Regions from separate parts of the Mus musculus genome. Here region 1 is linked to region 2. Evidence: chromatin loops called from intact Hi-C (ENCODE). Cell type or tissue: left cerebral cortex. All regions are shown on one strand. Links, peaks and the distances in the headings refer to the core of each region. The heading gives the core; the rest is flanking DNA.

What was found. A loop is a pair of places that touch in the nucleus more often than their neighbours do. Peaks named below come from ENCODE experiments on the same cell type or tissue, not always from the same donor. Only the 100,000 strongest peaks of a DNase experiment are listed, where the experiment ranks them.
Region 1: it touches region 2 in a loop (3-fold over the local background); 3 of 42 quality-filtered maps call a loop at or near these places.

What each region holds. Positions count from the first base shown.
Region 1 is chrX:52,296,887-52,306,055 of GRCm38, reverse strand. All of the region lies in intron 7 of Gpc3 (glypican 3), which reads left to right. Among named protein-coding and RNA genes, the nearest start is that of Mir6384, 77 kb to the left of the region's middle. In left cerebral cortex, for the core only: no CTCF peak of the experiment used is centred there; DNase peaks (open chromatin) are centred at 626 and 4,058.
Region 2 is chrX:52,175,167-52,184,335 of GRCm38, reverse strand. No RefSeq gene overlaps it. Among named protein-coding and RNA genes, the nearest start is that of Gpc4, 15 kb to the right of the region's middle. In left cerebral cortex, for the core only: no CTCF peak of the experiment used is centred there; DNase peaks (open chromatin) are centred at 2,712 and 4,297; H3K27ac peaks cover 262 bases.

The DNA.
Region 1 (9,169 bases), core at 537-8,536, 120 kb before region 2:
GACTAATATCCTTGAGGGGTCTGGGACAATGAGTTGTAGTGCCATTAAATGGGATGGTCTCACCTGCTCAAAAATACATCAGAAAGAAAAACGTGGATTTCTACCTAAATCAATGTTGCTGTTGGAAATTTCCCTGAAAAAAAAAATGATAGTGATCTGGCAAGATGATCTTTGAGTTTTTCTCAATTTACGTTTTTTTCTAATTTTATAGATTTTTTGTTTAGTTTGTTGTTGTCGTGGACATTGTTGTTTGTTTTGAGACACGGTTATATACTGTAGCCTATACTCACTTCAAACCCATGACAGTCCTCCGTGCCTCAGCCTCTCCAAGGGCTGGGCTTACAAATGTGAACCACCATGTTCAGTTGTTTTTAAACTCATAGTGCTGATAATTTCCAAATATACTGAGTTTTATCTTTGATTTAAAAAAAAATCCTAATGTACGTGGCTGATTTTAAGCCTTTAAGGTAAGAACGGGAGTGCTAGCATAGACTCTCTTCATTTGTAACTTGTGGGTGGACTTAAGCAGTGATATAATTACCAAGTACATAAAAACAGAGTGGAGGTTGCCCTACAAATGCGAATATCTGCAGGCAGCCTGTGTGTGAGAGCAGGGGGAAATCTCATTAGCACCTTCAGGATGGTTTTCTGAGTAAAGTGATTTGTCCAAGTACCCATGAGCTCCTGGGAGAATTTCAAGCATGTTTTTTTCATCCTATATCTACACTTTTTATCCTGAAGGTGCTAATGAGATTTCTTCCTGCTCGCAGACTATCCCAGACACCAGAATTTGGAGGAAAGCCTCTACTACACTTTTATTTGCTTAGTAATTATATTGCTCATGAAGTCTATCAATGAGCTACAAATTAGGAAAGTCTGTTTATGCTGGGTCCTTCCCCCCATTTTTACCCTAAGGACTCAGCTGTCAGTCGCCAAGCTCACCACCCCCACCCACCACATACACACACATACGAGCTTAGTAGATGTCATTTAAGAAACATTTCAGGACTGGGGCAGAAAGCTCACTGGTAGAATGCTTACCTACTATGTGGGAAGCCCTGGGTTTTATCCCCAGTATCACAAAGTAAACAGATATTTTAATTATCCATGTGCAGTGCTGGTATGATTTTTTTAACAGTACTGAGGACTTCATGCTTGCCAAGTAAGCACCTTGCCACTGAGCCACATTCCGAACCCTGTGTGTAATATTTGCTTACTTTCTCCCCATATTTGGCAGGGTAGCAAAGTGCCCCCACTCTGACTGACTTATGAACTGACTCCTCCTTCCAAGGCCCCTCTAGGGTCCCACAGCTGGACCTATGAGGACTGGAATAAGAGATTCCTGTCCTAGTCCTCAAAGGTGACTCAGTCAAGCAGGCAAGTCAGGCAGGACAGGCACTCAATGAGCATCTGTAAGCAAAGAGCATCAAGAGGAGGGGAGGAAGTACAAGGAAGAATTTGAGAGGTGACAATGGTAAGACAGTGCAATTAAGTGTCAGTGTTCGGTCTACATGAGATGAGGATTTGGAAGATGTGCGCATGTCTATGGTTTAGCGGTCTGATACATGGGAGATAAGAGTAGAACCAGAAGCAAAGCTGATGGGAGGATGGGCTTTCCTACCCTTTCGGCAATTCCTCAGTGGAATGAATGACTTGCATTAGGAAATAGTCAGCTCCTGACTGTAGGGGAGTGTGGGCAGTGTTCATTAAACAAAATATATTTGAAAGATTCGTCTAATGGGCATAAAGTGAGTGTGGACTAATACCTCAGTCATCTCCATTTCCAAGACATTGAAAAGCTCTGACGTGGCATGGTTGGACGTAAGTAGAGCAAAAGAAAATGATGGTAGAACAAAATAGCTTTTCAACCTAGAAGAATGAAAGAAGAATGGAGAACAGAATCTCTGGTTATTTGTATTTGAGCACATGTCCCCAATTACAATTTTCTATAACTATTTTTTCTAAGCAAATGGCTCCTTAAGAGTGGCACAGATTTTACCAGAGAATTCTTTCAGCATCCTCTGTCACTCACAGCCTGTGGAGTTGTCTTTCTTCTATGAGACAATAGATCTTATTTTTCTTCCTGATTATTTATACTCTTGTGGCCTTCCTGCCGTTGTGTTAGAAGACGGACTTGGAATAGAGCCCCCTCCGCCCCAGCCTCAAGCAATTAGCCTAAATGGCTAAATTATCAAGATCTAGGTTATCTGGTTCACGCTCATTTCCTACGCTGCCCTCTCCAATCTGCTTTTTGTTCAGAGAATAAAGTAGTATATCTTGAGTAATCTATGATCCAGAACTCCCTCTACCAAAGCAATCATGGACCCATACTTTTGTAGAATATAATAAAGATACATTACTAGAAAAAGGAAATAACAAAGAGGCCCGCCAAAGATAAAAACCACGATTTTTAATTAAGAGATTCAACAGACCAGAGTATCTGTCGAGATGCTATAAAAGTTTAAGTGCTGACTTTCAGTTTCTGTTATCTTCTTACAGATCAGCAATAAAGAGCAGAGTAGCAGAGTTCACTTTGAGCAGGAAAAAGTAGCTCGTCCTGTGTGTATGTCTGCTTGGCATCCCTTCTTACCTTGGTGGGATCTACTCAAAAGCACTCTGAATAGGAGGAGGGCAGTGGTTTTACTTGAGTTGTGTGGCATGTATCATAAAAGCCAGTTGTTAGATTTTCAGAATTTCTGTGAGCCACTTAGATGTATCCATTATTAATAGAGTAAACATTATAAATCTGTGATAAAATAAATTCTATTCAAAGAAGGATGATTCTCCAAAGTCATCCTATGCTAATTACACTGTCCCGTTGTCTAACTGTGTCCGTTGTATCTGGGAGGCAGAAATACTGTATACTTTTCCCAGTCAGCATCAAGCGCCAGCACATTTGTAGCTGTGATGGCAGTAGTTACTCCTTTAGAAGTCAGCAAACGCAGTAAGTCGGGGCTTGAGTTATTGTTGTATTGATTGCCTAGAATTGAGACTCAAGGAAGTGACTGGGAGAATGTGAGTAGTGTAACCTGCACTTCTAATTGTGCTCTATGTGTAGCCACCACATCTTGAATAGCACGCTGTTTGAGGGAATATTCTCTGAAAATTTGAAAACTATTATCTAACAGTAAATATCTCACTCTGGTCACTGATGTAGTGAAGTCTCACCGGATACTGTGTTTCTTCACTTCTGAGAGCTTCCTTAATGTAAGCCAGTATAGCAACTCATATTCTTGTAGAAACTGTATTTGTTAATCAGTTGCAATGTAGTTTAGTTATAGAGGCAAACTTCTGGCAAAGGAAAGGTCAATGAAAGCATTCTGTAAAAACCATTCCCAATATGAAATTTATTATAAATAGTATCATCTATTTTATCTATAAATCATTTGCTGCACATCCTTTATTCCAATAAAACTTAAAATAAAAGGACATACATATTTCTTGTTCTGAGAGCCAGTTGTTAAATATTTACTGGCATACCACTGGAGTGAGGAGGTGCATTGGAAAGATTTATTTTCTCTGCTTCATCCTTCTTTCATCCTTCAGGGCTCTTAGCTTAAAGCAGTAGCTCTTTCCACCATGGAGAGAAGTTCCTGTCTTTCAAAATTATGCTAACAAATGAAAGAGCTTCTCATTTTTAGTCACTTTGACTTCTAGGAATCCTAGGCTTGGAGACTTTCTTAGCTCTGAGACTACTAACCAGATCCATAAACTTGCTCTTTCCCAAAGCTCTTTTTTCCTTATTGAGTTTGACAGGCTCCTTCTGAAGTCTCCCTTAGCCAATAGAAATCTCATCAGTTCCATCCTCAATCTGGCCGAGAGTCTTGATAGGTCAGCTCACAGAGGCATCGAGGCAAGGACCACTTGGAGGGTTTCGCCTCTCTATCAGAACAAATGAATCCTGTGTGCTGCTATTAGCTCTGGTTTCACAGAGACTGGAACTCCTAATATCAGATTACACTTTGTTGGCTTGCTGATCATTTTTTTTTAAAAAACCATCAACCATATGGGTAGAGGTTGGAAAGAAAGCTAAATTTGGAACACACCCCCACTCTTCTGTTCAGCATTTCTTTCTTGTTTGTGCAGGGAGGCAATGCATTGCTCATACTCATGTACCCCACCAATACTCACACTCATGTACCCCACCAGCTAATAAAACTAAGAAATGGGATTCTCCCTCCCTCAATGTGGTCAAATAACTGGCTGTTTTCTACATATGCAAGCAGCTGCACGTTTAAAATGGCCAGGCTCTGTTCCTGCCCATTTCTGAATCTGCCTGAGAGACACACACTGAAAGACTAAATCCATAGTGAAAAGAAGCCCAGGGATTTTGTGACGGTTAGTTCATAAGTTCAGGATCATTCGTAGTCTACATCTGAGACACTGCCTTCTGAGTCAGAGATTTTTAGACTGGAGAGCCATGACTTTCTCTCTCTATCCCTTCCTTTCTGGTCTGTCTTTACTTCTCCCCCACATGTCACTTCATCTGGAATGACAGCTGGAGCAAGAAAGACAAACTGGGAAGATGGACAATGATGATGATTTGGGCAGTGGCTATGGAGTCATGCAGATTGTATTCTAGCCCTTTCTAAGTCTAATTACAGAAACCATAATTTAGCTCCAGATTGCTAAAAGGGAGTTTGGAATCAGGTTTAGTTAAGGAGTAAAAGTTGGTATGCCTTCCCTCAAGAAGAGGCTAAAACCTTCTCAGTATCCAGCTAAGAGTCTAAAAGATGTCCTCCTTGCTATCCCTAGATTCCAGGGAGGAATGAATGACAGTGAAGCTAAACACTTTAACCTACCCTTCCTTATCTGGCTCCAACCATCTCTAGCCCCAGCTCCCATTAACCCCTACCCCATCCTATAGTCCAGCTATTCACAAAAAACCCTACCCCGCCCTATAGTCCAGTTCTCACAAAAGGTCATTTTAGTCATTCAAGCCTGTCTGGGACTTTGTAAAGTCCTCTGTAACACACATAAAGCACTTAGTCCAGTGCCTTTTCTTTGATAGGTTTCAATAAGAAGTGACTGTTAATATTCTGAACAGGCCGAACTCTTAGACCATAATTATTTCCCCTTCTGAGTCTTTTAAACTCACTTCAGAAGCACCTCTCCCTCCTGGGAAGCTTCTCCCTAGGCAGAGTGCTTTGTTAATATTCTTCCTGGCAGCTTGAGGTCAGGTAACTCCCAGGGCCTAGCTCATAATTAGTGCTCAATTAGGGTCCGTTATATGGCCCTGACCATGCCAAAAAAAAAAAAAAATGGGCACAATACCTGCTGGTATCATATGGTTGGGACTGAGGGAAGAAAAGAAAGCAACAGAAAAGGCGTACACACCTAGCCAAAAAATTAGACTGTACTACTGTTTAAGTACTTATCATAGCATGCACAGTGTGTTGTATAAACACAGACAGATACTACTGTGATTTCCTGGTGAAAGAGTTTAAGTGTGTGTGTGTGTGTGTGTGTGTGTGTGTGTGTGTGCACGCCCGCACCTTGATGATGAGAAGGTGGTGAGAGAATACAAGTGATTAGAAAAAAAGCAGTGAGCAAGGCAGTGGTGGTGCATGCCTTTAATCCCAGCACTCGGGAGGCAGAGGCAGTTGGATTTCTGAGTTCGAGGCCAGCCTGGTCTACAGAGTGAGTTCCAGGACAGCCAGGGCTACACAGAAACCCTGTCTCGGAAAAAAAAAAAGAAAAGAAAAGAAAAGGAAAGGAAAGGAAAGGAAAGGAAAGGAAAGGAAAGGAAAGGAAAGGAAAAGAAAGAAAGAAAGAAAGAAAGAAGAAAGCACTGGTCAGGATTCAAATGGGGGGGGGATGAAGATGTACCAACAAGGCCTACTTATTCAGCTGTGGCAAAATAGTGAAGAAGGAATAGGCAAGGAAAAAGTCAGTGGTCCTACTTTGGAAGATGAGCAGACATCCAAGTTATTCAGCAGAGAGAACATGAAGGAGGTAATGCTGGGTTACGTATAACACTAATAGACCACAGGTTTTTAGAATTTGTAATACATTTATTCATTCAGTGAGAGAGAGAGGGAGAGGGAGAGGGAGAGGGAGAGGGAGAGGGAGAGGGAGAGGGAGAGGGAGAGGGAGAGGGAGAGAGAGAGAGAGAGAGAGAGAGAGAGAGAGAGAGAGAGAGAATGTAGACATGTGGAGATCAGAAGACAATTTGCAGAAGTCAGTTCTCTCTCCTTCCTCTCTGTAGGTGTAACCTGGTGGTTCTCACCCTTCCTAATGCTGGGACACTTAAATACAGTTCCTCTGTTGTGGTGACCCCAACCATAACATTGTTTTGTTTTGTTGCTACTTCACTACTGTCATTTTGCTACTGTTGTAAGTTATGATGTAACTATTTTTAGGGATAGAAATTTACCCAAGGGTGGCAACCCAGAGGTTGAGAACTGCTTTTCTAGGAAATCGAACTCAAGTCATCTGGTAAGCACCTTTACACAATGAGCTATCTTGCCAGCCTAGTAGCTCACATTTTGGAATACTTACTGCATGATTTTAAGCAACTGATGTAAATCAGACCGTTTTACTCTCTCAACGTGGCTGTAGAGTAGAGGCTATTATTATTTCTGTCTTGCAGCTGAAAGTATACAAAGAAGTGTAGCATATTGAAAAACAAGCACAATCAAGGACACAAATGGGAACATTTTAGAAAAAGGGAAACTAAAAACCATCTCTGCATCGTTTAAATTAATATGGATGGAGCCAACTAGGTCACCAGGTACCCAACCATGAAGGGGTTTATCAGTTCATCTCTAATGTTTTAGAAACCAGAGGATTTACAGTTCTTGGAAAAGGGGCTGCTTCAATGTGCATGAATCCACCCTACCATCCACATCTGTTCTACTTCCAAAGACAAACACTAGTAGGACTAGAATTAAAACAAGTCTATCCAAATGATGACCTAAATGGCTTCCAAATGAAGCTTCAGATATAAAATACATGTCCTACTCTGAAAAGAAAAAGGAATAGAGGTTGAGGTCTGGCTAGCTTCCCAGCATCCCATGTTAGCAAAGTTATAATGAAAACAAGTCTGCCCTGAGAAACAAATGAAAAGGGCAAGGTTAGGAAGGGTATTGAATTAAAAAAAAATACATCACATGAAGCTCTGTTGTTTTTTCCAGTGATTAATCTTTTCTTATTTCAATAATTGTGCTATGTGCGTCTGTGTATATAAATATTTATGCTTGTGCCATTTGTAAAACAACTTCATATTTTCCAAAGCACTTTCTCTTGGTCATTTGAATATTATAGGAGACCAATTGCTTTAAGGACCTGGATGTTCCAGTAGCTAGTTGAAGTGTTGTATTTTCATGTTAGTTTCCCATCTGGTCCTCTTAACTAGCTGGGCTATGTTGGGATTGCAGTGGCAAACACTTGCAAGAGTCAGATGCCACAGTCAGGAGAGAGCAAACATTTATGCCCTATTGCTTGAGCCTGGAGGTTGTGTTCAGGGCTGAGCACCTGGGGTTTTTTTCCCACCTTTAAGCCAGGTGGAAGATTAACTTACGGCTCTGAAAGCTTCATGATCAATGTAGTTGACTATAACTCTAAGCTTCCCTCAAAGCAGCGCTTTTCCCTGTCTGGTAAAATTTTCTATGTTGTATCTTCATTTTAACTTCTCTCAAAAGATTTTCCACTGTCCTCTCTCTGGATTCTTCTTTGACTCGGATTGTGCTGGGTAATTCTCAGATGTTGGTGAATTTGACAAACAGTCTTCTGTTACAGATTCCTAATTTCTTTCTTCCCATGGTGCTTGGTAGAATCCCTTGTGTTTGTTGTTCTGTTCTTTACTTTTCAGTACTGAGGCTTAAACCCAGGGCCTTGAGGATGCTAGGCAAACACAGTACCAGAAAGCTACATCCCTGACCCTTTCTAAGCTTTCATTTGAGCTAGAATCTCGCTAAGTTTTCTGATCTGGACCCTATCTTAGGATCCATTAGCCTCAGCTTCCCAAGTAACTATAATTTAGCTGTGTGTTGCTATGCTACAAGCTCTGTAGATAATATACTTTATTTGCTATTCATGTTTTTACATTTATTGTGGCTGTTTTATGGCTACCCAGTCTGTTATAGAGAAAATTCTATATGCATTTAACAAGTATGTATGAATTACTTTGTACTAGCCTGTCTTGTGGCAAGATTAATGTAAACGTGTAAAGTGATTTTTTTCCAGTATCAACTTCATATTGAAAATCAAGCTTTCTTCCATATCCCTTTTCTGTGGCTTTTAGAAAGGAACATGTGAATTGACAGTAGACCAACAGAAAAACCTCTGCTCGCCATTGCAACACCCCCAGCCTTTGAGAACCACATTGGAAGCACTTAACTATCCACATGATACTTCATTTTCTGTCTTAACAGAAATAACCTACCATTCTCAAACCTACTGCCATGTGCCTTAGTACAGACCACTGATATAAGCTGGCACAAAAGATAGGGATGTTTAAATATCAGAGCATGGCAGTTTGTTAGCTTGCCACTAAAATCATAGGGACTCAGTGTGCTTTGTTTTTGTTGTTTTCTTTTGTTCTAAAACACTAGTGTTGCTAGGCTTCTTGGTGACATACTAGCTCTATAAAATACCTATTCAGAACACTGAGCAAAGTAGCTAAGCTCAAATGTACAAAGCACCGTGCCTGAGCGTGAGTGCTTTGCTAAAGTCAACTGTGATGCTTAAACTCTCTGTTGATATCATTCATGGCATTTAAAAAAAACCAGCTGTGCCTCAAAAATAAGTTCTGGCATTAATTTCCTATTTTAAATGGCATTCAGTATTGCCTTTTGTCGGAGAAACCATTCTCACTTGTAGATTTATAAGGTAATACAAATACACATCAAAGAAATAAAAATATTATGGTCAACCAATATGTTGGTTGGTTTAAAGACAAAAAGAAAGAAATATCTGTTCCCTTTTCATGCTTCAAAATTCTAGTGATACTTATGCCATACACGTGTGTAAATTTATAAAGCTATACAATAAAATCACAGTAGGTAGGTTTAAGATTCAGACACAGGAGAACTATATTTTCTATGATTTTTTTTTTTTTTAGTTCTTATATAAGTACTCTTAAAATTCAGCAAAAATATACCCTGCCTCTAAGTAATACAATTGGGTACAGTGGCTATAGCAATAGAAAAATGGCCAAGGACCAGCA
Region 2 (9,169 bases), core at 298-8,297:
AGGTAATTACATCCAATCTATGGAGGGCGGTGACAGAACACCCCCCCTCCCCATGCACCTCCCCCACCCCCATCTGCTCACAGCTTGTCTCTCCCTACTCAAACTGCCCTTGGCATACTTAGACATTGTGGTCTCTTTCACTCTGTGTGAGACAGCCAGCCAGGAACAGCCAGCAGTGAATGCCACTTAACACAAATTCAGATGTTGACCAAGTCCCCAAGGTCAGATAGTCAGTAACTTCTATAGAGGCCTTGCCTAGGCTGAGTAAGGCTCTTGTGGCAGGGAGAGGGAAACAAAAGGCATAAAGGGCCAGGGGCCCTTGTCTCCAGTAAGTTTACAGGCCTAATTAGAGACAGCCAGGCAATTCTCTCAAGAAAAGACTCAAGGATGCTAAAAAAAAAAAAAAAATGTACAAGTGGGTGTGATGGGGAGGGGATGAGAGCCGAGCAAAGAGTCTAAGTTCCTTGAGGGGAGAATCTTGCTTTTGTGTGTCTAGAGGAAGGGCCTCCCTGCTGCCTCATTAACTTTTGGCTTGGAGGAATTACAACAGACTTTAGGCTCCCTGGCCTCCTGCTCTTTCCCTAGAGGGCCTTGGGCTCAAGGATCGGGTTGAGAAACACCAGCTCTGGAGAGGCTTCCAATGGGGGAATTCTCCACAGCTTCCGAGTTGACAGAGTAGGCTTTGGAGGCAAAGTATCTCTCCTCTTAGAGTTCAGCTATGTGGGCCAGGATAAAAATGGTAAAGCCTCTTCTTCTTCTCAATCTGTTTCCTTTCCTTTTCCTTTTCCTTTTCCTTTTCCTTTTCCTTTTCCTTTTCCTTTTCCTTTTCCTTTTCCTTTTCCTTTTCCTTTTCCTTTTCCTTTTCCTTCCCCTCCCCTCCCCTCCCCACCCCTCCCCTCCCTTCCCCTTCCCCCTTCCCTTCCCTTCCCTTCCCCCTTCCCTTCCCTTCCCTTCCCTTCCCTTCCCTTCCCTTCCCTTCCCTCCCCTCCCCTCCCCTTCCCTCCCCTCCCCTCCCCTCCCCTCCCCTCCCCTCCCCTCCCCTCCCCTCCCCTCCCCTCCCCTCCCCTCCCCTCCCCTCCCCTCCCCTCCCCTTCCCTTCCCTTCCCTTCCCTTCCCTTCCTCCCCCCTCTGCCCTTGCACTTGTCTTGAATTTCTGATCCTCCTGCTTCTAAGCTGGAAATATAAGCAGCCACCCCTATGCCTGTTTTTGTGTGGTGCTAAGGTCTGAACCCAGACTTTATATGCACAATGGACAACCACTCAGCCAACCGAACCACATGGCCATCCCCCAAAGCGTCCTTTGGCTTCCTGCTCTGTAATTGCAACAGAAGTAATACTTATCACAACAGCTCCATAGGGCTCTATGTCTGCCACTTTACCTTGATGTTTCACTTTACTATCTGAGATAAGCTATTCCAGTAGAAAAGATGTCTTTCAAAGCAAATGACAACAATTAAGACTCTCCAGTTTTAGTTTAGCGACATCCATCTTCCCACCTAAAAAGGCATTTTCCATTTAAGCAGGCAGTAATGAAAACTGCTAGACTTCTCTGCCCAACTTGGAGCTCTTCTTCAGGTTGATGAAAATAAATCTCAAAAAACAAGAACATGTACATGTCAGATCTTGTAAGCTTTGCGCTTCAACCCCATCTTCCTATAGCAGAGTGTTTACCCAGTTGGGACATGGACTTAAACCATTTTGAATTACTAGATCTTTAGACAGACTCATCGTGGGTCTTTGTTTGTTATGAGACAGAGTCTTGCTCTATAGCTCAAGCCTGGTTTAATTGGCTGCACACAGCTCAGGCTGCCCTTGAACCCTTTATCATTTTTCTGCTTCAGCCTCCTGAGTGCTGGGATCACAGGAGTGCAGCCGGCTCCTTCTTGTATATTTTGTTTGGCAGCAAGTACTGAACCATCTCATTGGCCCTGAAAGGAGCTATTTTTATTCCCATTTTCTACACAAGTAAAATGATGCTTAGGAAGATTAACTTCTCCAAGGTCGCTTATGAACAAAAGGGCAGAGCAGCAGCTCAAGTATAGGCTTGTTGGACTATTCCATCGATTTCACCGGAGCAATGAATCTCTGAGTAGGAGGCTACTCCACAGGCCAGTCTAAATGCTTGATCTCCCTGTGGGACAGAGGCAGAACCTGTGTCTGGGTAGTAGTCCTGCACTGTAGCAGGAAGGACCACCAGTCCTTCCATGAGTCTCACCCCATGAATAGGTGTGTGATTGTCCAGGTTTAGGTGGGGACCCAAAATATAACCCTTGCCCAAGGGAACATTGTCTTCTTGTCATTCCTCAGCAGCTTGGAGAAGCTTGTGACCTCTTTCTCCTTTGACATATGGGGTGCCTTGTGCTTGACTTATCTGCCAGCAAAGAACTGAGACTGGGGACTCTGAAGTCCTTTCTAGTGTCTGAGTCAGTGGTCCAGAAAGCCTCAGGGCCCTGGGACCAGGCAGCTTTCCTGGGACCAGACAAGAGGCTGTGGCTAGACTCACATTCTGCTTAGGAGGCAGATGTAAGATGGTGTTACCAGAACTGGGGGTAGGGGTAGGGTGGCGTCTATATTGCTGCTCCTTATGCATAATGGATCATAATTATAATACTTGGAATGTATGTGGGGCCTGCTTTCCAGAAGCTCCAAGCTTAATAGAGTACTTTAGTTTCTCAGTCTCTCACACACAGAGGCACACACACTTCAAAGAGCTGGCCAAAAAGTGTTATAAATAAAATTCTAGAACATGAGTGGGAGGAAAAAACAGAAAATTTTCAGTGGAAGAGTTGAAAATGCACCAACTCCTTGTGGAGTGCTGACAAGCCACAGTTGTGCTATGAATCAGAAACAGGGCTCTGCCCGGGCTTTCTCTTCTCCTTGTCAATCCATGTGTTAAATATGCCATGAATCCTGGTGGATTTAGGATAAGGCTGACACTAAGTGGAGGGCAGTCTCTGTAACCTGGTGGGTGCTGATGACGTGCCCACTGTGCCCCCTTCCTTCCAACCACACAGGGCTATGCTATTGACCTAAGGGTTCAACTTATGGTTCATTTGCCCATTTCTTCTTTCCTACTCTCCCTCCAAGCTCTACCATCTTCTACTTTTCTCTCTCTACCTAGCTTCTACCTTTCTCATTCTTTCTCAGGGGAATCCAACCCTTTGATGTTACAAAAAAAAAAACGTTATCTCATAATGTTTTTTATAAGTTTATGGTTTTGTGTATTCATAGCCATCCTTGGCCACACGTGGCTTGTAGGCCTCCAACTTAACACACCTGCAAGGACTCAAGGCATTTTGTATTTCTGGTATGACTTCACTCCTCCATCTGTCCCTTTGAGGCCCCTGTGTTATAAATACCTCCTTTGGTCTGGACCTGCCCACAGTGACCCCACCACACACTGCCTATCTGGATTTAACACACAGTGCCTGCCTTGTGAGTTAATGTTTAGGTCCTTCGCAAGGCTGGACACTCTTGGAGGACAAGGCCCATACTGTGACTATTTTTTGCTCAGTATTTATGCTCAATGTGTGACTTTGTTGTAAATTTCAATTTTACAGGAGTTGTCCAGAAACATATCTTTTATCATTGTTCTCTGTGGGTGGTGTTGTGTGGAACTGTGTTTTCTTTTTGGAAATAATGTCTCATGTAACCCAGGCTGTACTACTACTTACTGTATAGTAAAGGCTGGTCCAGAACTTTTATTCCTTTTGTTTCCACTACTAGAGTGTTAGGATTATAGGCACCCAGGGCTTCAGCTATGCTAGGCAAGCACTCTATTAACTGACCTACATCCCATCCCCTGCTATTGCTTTTGAGACAGGTTCTTACTGTATATCCCAGTCTGGAACTGTATAACTCTGGCTGACCTCTAACTTTTAATCTCTTGCCTTCTCAGCCTGCCTCTCAAATGCTGGGATTATAGGCCTGAGCTACATACAGTACCAGGCTTTTGGCCAGCTCGAGGACTTGAAGTAAACTAAATAGCTGTACACATGATTCATAACGCCTATGACAGTCTTTGTATTCTTTCCCACCCCCCTAAGTTTTGGGTTAGAGATTATGTTAGGGTAAAGAATTGCTAATTTTCATGCTTAGATGATGTTTTCTAAAATACCACTTGAGCCACCTCCAGGGCTCTGGAACTGTCCTATTCTGGAAGCCCAGGAAAGACACAGAGATGTTGTTAGGAAGTCCAGAGACATTTTCGGGAGCCTCCGCAAATCACAAGCAAAAGAGTTGGTGAAAAAGACTGGCTCTGGAGGGATCTGAAGAACTCTTTGAGAATCTGCTAAACAATATTTTTGTGTGCTGTTTGTAAATGTGACTCGCTTTGAAGCCATCTGTCATACAGCCCTTTGCAGAGAACCGAGATGTATTTAAATCTGTGAAAATGAGTATATTTTTATATCCACCAAAGCGAGGTTTTAATGGGTCCCTGCTGCATGTTGTCCAGTGTGCTCTCCTAATTGTCAAGTGATGTTTCAATGGAATTCAAAGAGGGGACATGGTGATGCAGAGGGAGGCTGTATTACCGTTCATCTTGGTGCAGCATGTCTGTGGGTACCAGATGAACAGGGGCTGCCAGGCATGAGACAGGACTGTTTCTTCCTGGGTGCAGGCTAAGGTCAAAGCTGGTACTGGCTGGTACTGGAGTTTAGGGAAGCATCTAAGGGGTGGAAAGGACAGAGAGCAACTACTCTTCACTTCTTAGGAAAAAGCTAGCTTTGTGAGCTGGAACTGAGGAGTGCTGAGACCTCAGCAATCTTACCCTTATTTTATCCTTTGCAGTACTGGGAATTGAACTCAAGGCCTCAACATCTGGGCTATTTTCACTTTTAAGACATCTGTGTTTTCACTACTGTCTTCAGTTCCACACTCAATACCACCAATATGATGATGGTTAAGATGCTGAAATTATTGATGGTGATATCAGTTGTAACACTTAGAAATTTGAAAATCATCAGAATGACTTTTGCTGTGTTGCATGGGGGAAAGTAAGTCAGAAAAACACATGCCTGCAGGTGACACCATGGTTATGGATGTGGCCCGGGTGGTGAAATGTTTACTTAGTATTCCCTGGGTTCCTGGGCTCCATCCTCATCAGCACTATCTGAACTGGTAGTGGTGGTACATATGTGTAATCACAGAACTCAGGAGGTGGAGGCAGGAAGATCAGAAACAAAGTCACCCTCAACTACAGAGAAAATTAGAGGCCAGTCAGAAATACATAAGAATCTATCTCAAGAAAGGAAAAAAAAAAAGTCTGTTGTTACATACATAATGGTTGCTATAGGTTGTCAATTGTGTCTTGGGGGAGGCATATTTTCTCTGCTTAATAAAACTAGGTTTTTTTGAAGGCCATGTCTTTGCAAAGCTGAAAGACGATCTGGAGATTTGGGAACAAGAAATTGATATGTGGCAAAATTAGAATTCCATCAGAAGACACTGTATTCAGAGTCCATGACTGCTCACCAAGCTGTAGACAGACAACTCAGATTTCTGCTTAAGAGGGGAATGGTGTAGAACCATCCCATGATAATGTATGTCAAAACCCAAAAGATCTGAAAACTGGTACTCATACAAATGCATGTGTACACATATTCATATTATTTGTAATAGCTAAAGTGTTCAATGTTACCTCCTCATGGCTGAATGACTCAGCCAAACAAAATCTCACTGCCATGCAAATACAGTAGTCCCTCCTTATCCACAATTTCTCTTTCTGTGTTTTCAAGTTCCTGTAGAAATCATAGTCAAAATTGTTAAATAGAAAACTGTAGCCAGGCAGTGGTGGCACACGCCTTTAATCCCAGCACTTGGGAGGCAGAGGCAGGTGGATTTCTGAGTTCGAGGCCAGCCTGGTCTACAGAGTGAGTTCCAGGACAGCCTGGTCTACAGAGTGAGTTCCAGGACAGCCAGGGTTACACAAAGAAACCCTGTCTCAAAAAACCAAAACCAACCAACCAAAAAAACAAAAAACCAAAAAAACAAAAACAAAAACAAACAAACAAACAAAAAAAACCCTGTAGAAATAAACAATGTACAATTTTAAAATTACACACTGTTCTAAGGGAAACAAGAACATAAGCATTGAAATATCACAATAGTTAATCTGATCACTGAGATGTCTACCAAGTGTCTGATGGTTAAGTCACCAATATGCCATGGATACAGGACAAAGCTGATTCATTTCCAGGCTGTGATAGAGCCAGATAGTGAGAGGTTTTATTATGGTACTCAGAATAGCTCCCTGGTGACAGATAGATGGAGAAGTTGAACGATACCTAAGTCTACATCACATGACCATTATTCACCTTGCCACATAGGCATTGAATCACCAAACATCAGTACAAGGATGAATATGGTACAATAAGACATTTTCAGGGCAGGTAGGATGGCTCATTTGATCCAAGTACTTTCTGCACAAGCCTGTTCAATCCCTGGAACCCATAGTGGAAAGAAACTCTTGGAAGATGCCCTCTGATCGCCGCACATGTGCTGTGATACATATGCACTCTCTATAAGCCCCCCATCCATACACACTAATAATAGTAAGAAAGAAATAGAAGTATTTTCAAATTAAATACATTTAATTTTAATTAAATATTTTAAAATCAAATACATTTTCATAAATTGTATTATAGTATATTGCTGTAATTATTTAAACTATATCCTGATAGTTCTAGATTTCTAGGAAGTAACAGGTACAGTTCAATGTTGTGTCAAATATGCAAAAAGCCATGAGTGCCATCTTTGCACTGTAAAACAAAAACAACCCAAACAAGCAAAGTCCCCAAAACATTAAAACTCTCTCTCTCTCTCTCTCTCTCTCTCTCTCTCTCTCTCTCTCTCTCTCACACACACACACACACACACACACACACACACACACACACCTATTATAAGATTCTATAGCAAGCAGAGTGGTCAGAACAAAGGCTTTGGTAGCAGTACTCGTGGTAATCTTGGCTCTACCAGTGGCTGTCTGGGCCCCTGGACATGAGATGTAGATAAGGAAACTAGTTGTTTCCTTATCTCTGAAATGTGGATGACCAGTTCCCGGAGTTGCCACAGAAATTGCGTAACCCACAGGGAGCCCTCGAAAGATAATACAAAAGTATTTTGGAGAAGTACATAGATGATAAGAGATTATCTGGGGTCAGATAACAACTACTTCCACCAACCTCAAAGGAGCTGGGAGCTGAAGCAGCAAAGGGCAATCAAACCTGCAACAGCTGATCCAGGTGTGCTGTAAGCCTGACAGCTCAGCACTACAGAGGCAGAGGCTAGAGGATCAGGAATTCAAGACCGGCTTCAACTAAATAATAAATTCATGTCCAGTCTTGCCTACATGACACAGTCTCATGCAATAACAACAAAGAATAGAACAGCTTATAGTATCCAGGTCAGAGTAGAAGACTGTCCTAAAATATTACTATTAATTTTAATTAGTTTTTTTCTATATTTTTGTAGTACTTGTTGTAGGTTTATATGTGCTAGGTAAATAGGCTACTATTGAGTAATATTTTATTAGCACATATTATAATTACAACGGGTTTCATTATCCTATTTTCATACATGTATACGATATATTTTGATCATAGTCGACTGCTATTACCTTCTTTTTATTAGATATTTTCTTCATTTACATTTCAAATGTTATCCCCAAAGTCCCCTATACCCTCCCCACACCCTGCTCCCCAACCCACCCACTCCCACTGCCTGGCCCTGGCATTCCCTTGTACTGGGGCATATGATCTTCGCAAGACCAGGTCTTCTCCTCCAATTGATGGCTAACTAGGCCATTCTCTGCTACATATGTAACTAGATACATAGTTCTGGGGGGTACTGGTTAGTTCATAGCCATTACCTTCTTTTGTCCCCCTCCTACTCCTGCTAGTTCCTCTTCTACTTTGATGTCTTTTTTAAAGAAATGATCCACTGAATTTCATTAGAGTTACCTATAGAAGTATGAGTGAGGAGTTATTTACCAGGGCATAAGCAATTTACCAGTGGCTACATCACTGAAGTTTAAAGTGGTCCCCTATTCCCAACAACCATTATCTGTCTTTAGAGTCTTAGAGATGATGTTATTTAGTGGGTTTTCTCTGAGATTGAAACATTTTATCCTGTAGGAAAGTTTCTTCAGGCAACTTGAAATAGCATCAGGAAGTCCCTGAAACTGACCATATTCACTAGGCCCCTTCTTCCCAAAGAGTAAACAAGCCAAGTTGCAAAGATTTTCACACAAGCCAAGCTTTTTGGAAGAAGCAGAAAATAGGCAAACAGCCTGTAGTAGGTTTATCCCACCTGAATCACTCGGAAAGGGTGCTCCTCAACCTACTGAGCTGCCTGCAGGCTGCGCAGTGTGCTCCAGGCCCCCAGGTTTTGTGAGCTGTCACCCATGCTGGGGTGGGCTTTGGTGATGTCGTTATTCTGTAAGTAATCCCTCATCTTTACTCCTGTAAGAAATGCTAATAAATAAGCCGGGCGCGGTGGCGCACGCCTTTAATCCCAGCACTCGGGAGGCAGAGGCAGGCGGATTTCTGAGTTCGAGGCCAGCCTGGTCTACAAAGTGAGTTCCAGGACAGCCAGAGCTACACAGAGAAACCCTGTCTCAAAAAAAAACAAAAAAAAAAAACAAAACAAAAAAAAAAAAAAAAAAGAAATGCTAATAAAACGCATTGGTTTACCAACTTGGACTTGCATGGCATCTGTATTTTTTCTTTCTGTTCTATCATGGATTCCCTATCTGGGATGAGTAGATATGTGTGTTGGAATTTGTTAGTGTCCCCTTTTTGGTCTGTCATGGGCTTCCTGTCTAGGGAGTATACAGGTGTATTGTGTCTTCCCAGGAAGTTTTGTCACACAACAGATGTGTAAAATTAGAGGCATTTCAAATTGGCAACCCTGGCCTAGAACTTAATATACAGCTAAGGCTAACCTCAAATTTGTTATTGTTCTTCCTCAGCCTCCTAAGTAGTTGAGATTGCAGGCATGCACCACCAGGCTCAGCCCAATTTAACTCCTTTTAAGCATGACAATTAGGTACCTAGTGTTTCCTGAGTAGTAAAGAGAGGTTCTCAATAGAACTTGCTATTAGTTTTTGAGACATGGTCTCATGTACCCAAAGCTGGCCTTGAATTCACTATTTAGCTGAAGTTGA